Linked DNA regions of Homo sapiens: region 1 is linked to region 2. Evidence: read pairs that join two places in POLR2A ChIA-PET (ENCODE). Cell type or tissue: A673. All regions are shown on one strand. Each heading gives the region's core, and the rest is flanking DNA. Links, peaks and the distances in the headings are about the cores only. Region 1 overlaps ATXN1 (ataxin 1). Region 2 has its middle 130 kb from the start of STMND1.

The links. ChIA-PET counts read pairs that join two places held together with the same protein. Peaks named below come from ENCODE experiments on the same cell type or tissue, not always from the same donor. Only the 100,000 strongest peaks of a DNase experiment are listed, where the experiment ranks them.
Region 1: POLR2A ChIA-PET joins it to region 2 with 11 read pairs; 1 of 35 experiments calls an interaction of 5 or more read pairs at or near these places.

What each region holds. Positions count from the first base shown.
Region 1 is chr6:16,408,354-16,411,265 of GRCh38, forward strand. All of the region lies in intron 6 of ATXN1 (ataxin 1), which reads right to left. Among named protein-coding and RNA genes, the nearest start is that of GMPR, 170 kb to the left of the region's middle. In A673, for the core only: CTCF peaks have their summits at 1,529 (motif pointing left) and 1,733; DNase peaks (open chromatin) are centred at 1,518 and 1,868.
Region 2 is chr6:16,968,650-16,971,561 of GRCh38, forward strand. No RefSeq gene overlaps it. Among named protein-coding and RNA genes, the nearest start is that of STMND1, 130 kb to the right of the region's middle. In A673, for the core only: no CTCF peak of the experiment used is centred there; a DNase peak (open chromatin) is centred at 1,722; H3K4me3 peaks cover 342 bases; H3K27ac peaks cover 1,339 bases.

The sequences.
Region 1 (2,912 bases), core at 108-2,607, 560 kb before region 2:
TTTAAATAGTGGCCTCACCAAAGCCTGCTTTCACACTGATTTCTCCCATTTCTATATCCATTCCATTATTAAGTATGTTAAAGAAGTATTGTCTTAAATACTTTCCTTCATCAAGTGAGAACCCTGGAAGAAGATGAGAATGAGGAACATGATGAGGATGGTAAAAAAAAAAAAAAAAGTTAACAGTAACTCAGGCCTATCATCTGACAGGCACTAAGTGTGTATCACGTATTTTGTCACTTACAACCTTTTCAGGGTTTTAATGATAAGGAAAGTAAGGATAATGTGGTTAAATAACTTATGCAAATTGAAAAACATTTGACATTTATTTTCTCACAACTAATAAGTAGCTGAAGTAGAACTTGAACCCAAGTGTGTTTAATTCCAATTTTAAAAAACCTGTTTTTTAGAGTTGAGGTCTCTGTCATCCAGGCTGGAGGGTAGTGGCATGTTCTTAGCTCACTGCAGCCTCAATCTCCTGGGTTCAAGCGATCCTCCTGTCTCAGTCTGCTGAGTAGCTGGGACTACATGGATGAGCCATCATGCTTTGCTTAATTCCAAAATTTAATTCTTACCTTGGCACCCAAGAGGGTGTTTGGCACACAGTAGGTGCTTCATAAAAATTGGTGACTGAACAAATAAAAAGAATACATGGGTTCTAAGGTTTAGTCAATCAAATGGTGCAATGAGCCTCATTCTTCACCTAAACTGGTTAAGTATACCTCAGTCATTTAACCTAATAGAAACAGTCATTATAATCAAATAATGTCACAGGATCGATATTTCCTGCTAAGGAATAAATGACTCGGACTTGCTTTGACATTTATTTTCTAAAACTTACTCAGTTTTGCCCCGATATTTATACATCAGCAGGAGATGGTTACCCCGAGAAGCTGCTCTGTTCCACACAATTGCCTTAGCGTCTGTCCTCTTTATGAAACTAAAAAAAAAAAACCACAGTAACTGTAGTTGTTATGAGCACCAACATTTTAAGTCTAATTAAAAATTTGACTTGCTGGCCAGGCACCGTGGCTCATGCCTCTAATCAAAGCACTTTGGGAGGCAGAGGCAGGTGGATCACTTAAGGTCAGGAGTTCAAGACCAGCCTGGCCAACATAGTGAAACACTGTCTCTACTAAAAATACAAAAATTAACCTGGCGTGGTGGCTCACGCCTGTAGTCTCAGCTACTCGGGAGGCTGAGGCAGGGGAATAGCTTGAACCTGGGAGGTGGAGGCTACAGTGAGCTAAGATCGTGCCACTGCATTCCAGCCTGGGCAATAGAGTAAGACTAGGTCTCAAAAAAAAAAAAAAAAAAGAACTCGACTTGCCGTTTATGCAATTTCAAAAGCTGGCTTTTGTAGGTCTAAAATTGTTGTAAGACAATTTTAAAAGCTTCCAGACGTGCAGAATCTGGGGCTCTTCTTTGCCCCCCACCCCACAGCCTCACATGTCTTGGTTTGCGGCTTTTAAACAGCGAGTTCTAGAGAAGTTCCACAAAACTGTGCTCCACCTGCTGGCCTTCTGGGGAAGCTGCGTCTGGGCTGATGATGCTGGTTGCGGGTTGAGCGAAAACAAGGAACAGATTTGAGTTTGTCCAAAGCATGCTTGGTACTTGAAAATTAACCCTTCAAGACTGGGCATGTGTCCAGTGATGCTCTGAAGCTGGCAAAGATGAGCATCAAATCACCAGACGTGCATGGAGAGCATGAGCTGAACGACCGTCGTGATAGGCTTGGCAGAGGATGAAGCAGAGGGTGGCACCGGAGCCCTACCTGGGTGCTGGCACTGCCTCGGCCTCTTGCTTACTATGACGCCGTGTGAATCACAGCATCTAGCGGCCCTCCTTCCCCCTTACTATGACTTCCAATTTTGAAATACTGTGACTCTGCTGTGTACTTAATTGACATCTCTTTCTGAAGGAATTTACAATCCAGTTGATGATGTAAGACCCACTATCATAAGCCAATTAGAGAACCAAACAAGTGCTGAAGGGACCCCTATGGAGGCAGAGAACCTGAAATGAACAGTGAAGACTAAATCTGACTTACAAAGGTGAGGAGCAGGGAGTACATTTCTTTCCTAATGCTTGCACTGGGATTTCTGACGAATACCTCAGAGGCTATGTTGGGCTTTTTCTGATGTAGCGATATTTTGGAGATTATGGTTCAACCAGTGATTTGTCTAAACCTGTTTGAGGATTCTTTCTAACATATCATTCCCTTCCCTACATAAAGATAATATGCAAAAAATCCAAAAGGGTGCAATCATTTGTTTTACTAGAATCTTCTTTATGTTCTAAAGTCTTAATCATGCATTTCTTTCAAATTGTGAGCCTCCAATGAACTACAAGCTTGTCAGAATTACATCTATTCAGGTCATATACAACATCCGTGGAGCAAAGTGAATTTGAAGTTAAGTCTCCTCTTAGTGTAGCAGTACGTATTTTGAATGAGAACGGCCAGTGCTAAAGATGGAAAATAGGTGGGTGGCCAGGCACAGTGGCTCACGCCTGTAATCCCAGCTCTTTGGGAGGCCAATGCAGGCGGATCACTTGAGGCCAGGAGTTTGAGACCATCCTGGCCAACATGCTGAAACCACGTCTCTACCAAAAATACAAAAATTAGCCGTGTGTAGTAGCACATGCCTGTAGTTTCAGCTACTTGGGAGGCTGAGGCAGGAGAATTGCTTGAACCTGGGAGGCGGAGGTTGCAGTGAGCTGAGATCACACCACGGCACTCCAGCCTGGGTGACAGAGTGAGACCTCTGTGTCAAAAAAAAAAAAAAAAAAAAGAAAAGAAAAGAAAAGAAAAAGATGTAAAATAATTTGAAAACAAAAGCCTAAAGATGCTTGCTGAAATCAGCTATTAGTCTGTTCTCTTCAGGAAAATGACATATTATGCATAATTAATA
Region 2 (2,912 bases), core at 282-2,781:
GTAGCGAGAGTCAAAACATCATTGTCCAAGAGAACTTTTTGTGATCACGGAAATATGTTCTATCTGTGCTGTTCAGTACAGTAGCCACTTAACCACATGGGGCTATTGAGCACTTGAAATGAAGCTGGTGTGACTGCAACGAACGTTTTATTGAATTTTAATTAAATTTAAATGGCCCCATGTATCTGGTGGCTGCTGTAGCAGACAGCACTATTTGGACGTCAACTTTGTCCAGCAGGACAGCTTCTTACTTTAGCAAATTGTCAGTTTCCAAGTTGACTACAGAGCATTACAGTCAAGGGGGGTCAGACCAGATCCTTTTCTTTATGTTTTAATACATCTATTTAAACTTAAAAAAAAATCTGACAGGTAGTAAATGCTACTCCAAATAGTCTCATGGAAAAGACATGGCCCAAGCTGGCAGATAATAATTTTTCACATGTACTAAATATATATATATATATATATATATATATATATATATATATATATATATATTTCTAATTTACTGTAGAAAATATTGGCAATTCATATGTTAAAAGTTTCTTGTCTCCTCTCATAAGAAATGATTGACAGCCTTTAAGTGCTGTCTGTGTCTCTTAAAACAAAAGTGACTGACATTCTTCAAGCAGACACACTTTTCTGCAGCCTTGGATGTGACTTGCTCTCCCTAATGTGAAGGTGGTTTTCAAGCATCCTTGCTGCTTCTTAGGCTTTTAACCCTCTGTGGTCAGACGCCTTGTGGCTGGTAGTTAGAATGAGCCTGTACAGGGAGGCAAGACCCGCCTGAGTGCCACCAGGCCTGCTATGATGAAACAAAGAGGTACTTCAATTCTGAAGGATTTTTTTTTTTAATTTGGGCTGAGTGAAATCTCCAAATTACTAATCTCCAGAGGGGTTTTCTGATTTCCAAACTTTGTTCAGGACTTTAAACTTTCTTTTTGAAACAGGATTAGTGTGGCACTCAGTGAGAGAGATAAAGGGAAGAGGGAGGGAGAAAGGGGGAGAAGAAAGAAAGAAAGAAGAAAAGAAACAGAGAAAGAAAGAAGAAGAAGAAGAAAGAAAGAAAAGAGAGGGGGGAGGGAGAGAGAGAAAGAAAAAGAAAGAAGGAAAGAAAGAAAGAAAAGAGAGGGAGGGAAGGAGAGAGAGAGAAAGAAAGAAAGAGAGAAAGAGGAAGAAAGAAAGAGAAAGAAAAGAGAGGGAGGGAGAGAGAGAGAAAGAAAAGAAAGAAAAGAAAGGGAGGGAGAGAGAAAGAAAGAAAAGAAAAAGAAAGAAAGAAAGGAAAGAAAAGAGAGAGGGGAAGGAAGGAAGGAAAGAAAGAAAGAAAGAAAAAGAAGGAAGGAGAAAGAAAGGAGGGAGGGAAGGAAGGAGGGAGGGGAAGGAAGGAAGGAAGGAAGGAAGGGTAGATGGAAGAGAGGGGAAGGTAGATGGAATAGAGGGAAGAGAGAGAGTAGGAGGAGCAGGAAGAGAGAAAGAGGGAGGAGGAGAGAGACAAAGGGAGAGAAAAACCGAGAGAGAAGAGAGAAAAACATCTGACTTCTTGAGTCAAAGAAGATGCTATCAGAAGGCTGGGCAACCAGGAAGGAGGGAAGGAGTGTGAGAAGGGGCTCGTTTAAGAATAACAGTCTAAAACCAAAGTTCTACCCAGCAAGAATGTGTAAGTACCAAGGAAAACAGCCCTTGGTTTCTGTGACAGTTTTTTCTCTGGATCTGTAGTTAGTTCGTGGCTCTTGACATCAAAGCATAAAACACAGGAAGGATTAAACATTCTCCAAGTGCTCACTGCTTAGCAGCCCCGAGATACAATACTTAGACATCTAACACTTGGACACAGACCCAGGAATCTATGAGAAGTTAGGAGTGACAGGACAGTGGGGGAAAGGAGGTGTTATTCAAAAGGGTTAGGTCAACTGGCCAAACATTTGGAGAAAATAAATATTGCTAAATACTTACACTTTACAACAAAATAAATCCCAGATGGATGAAATATTTGTGTGTTAAAAATAAACAAAAACCCAAACTATGAAAGTGTTGGTAAAAAAGTGGAGTTTCTGGGACAGGAGCATTGTAGGCACTTAATTTCACCAAGCACTGCCAGATTGCTCTCCCGAATGGCTGCCACCCTTCCATTGCAAGTGCAAGAAGGGGTCTGTGCCTCCAAATCCACACCAACATCTGAGATTGTCTAGTTTCTGGTTTCTGCATTCTAATAAGCTCATTAGTGTTTTAAAATGCATTTCTCTGATTACAAGTGAATTTGAACATCTCTTTATACACTTGTTAATTTTGGGAAGTTTCTATTTCCTTTTATTTTATTTTATTTTATTTTATTTTATTTTATTTTGAGATAGAGTATCACGCTGTCACTCAGGCTGGAGTGCAGTGGCATAATCTCGGTTGACTGCAAACTCTGCCTCCTGGGCTCAAGCCATCCTCCCACCTCAGCCTCCCCAGTAGCTGAAACTACAGGTGCAAGCCATCACGCTGGGCTAATTTTTGTATTTCTTGTAGAGACAGAGTTTCACCATGTTTCCCAGGCTGGTCTCGAACTCTTGGGCTCAAATGATCTACCCTCCTCGGCCTCTGAAAGTATTGGGATTACAGGCATGAGCCACTTCGCCCAGCCCTGCATTTTTGTAAAATGCCAGTTTATATTTTTTTGCCAAATTTTTATTAGAGTTTCTGTATTTTTCCGGTTGATGTAAGAAAGTTCCTTGTATGTTCTAGATATCGGTCTCTTGTTAGTTTAGGGTCTGCAAAGATCATTTTACTCTTTGTCATCCACTAACTTTGTCTATGTTCATCTTGGTCGAAGTCCTTCATGTTGGTGCAGTGAGCTTCCTCTCACACAGGTCCCTAAGCAAATGCAGTGTTTGTTGTTTACAGTGGTGGAAGCTGGAGGTGAGCAGTGC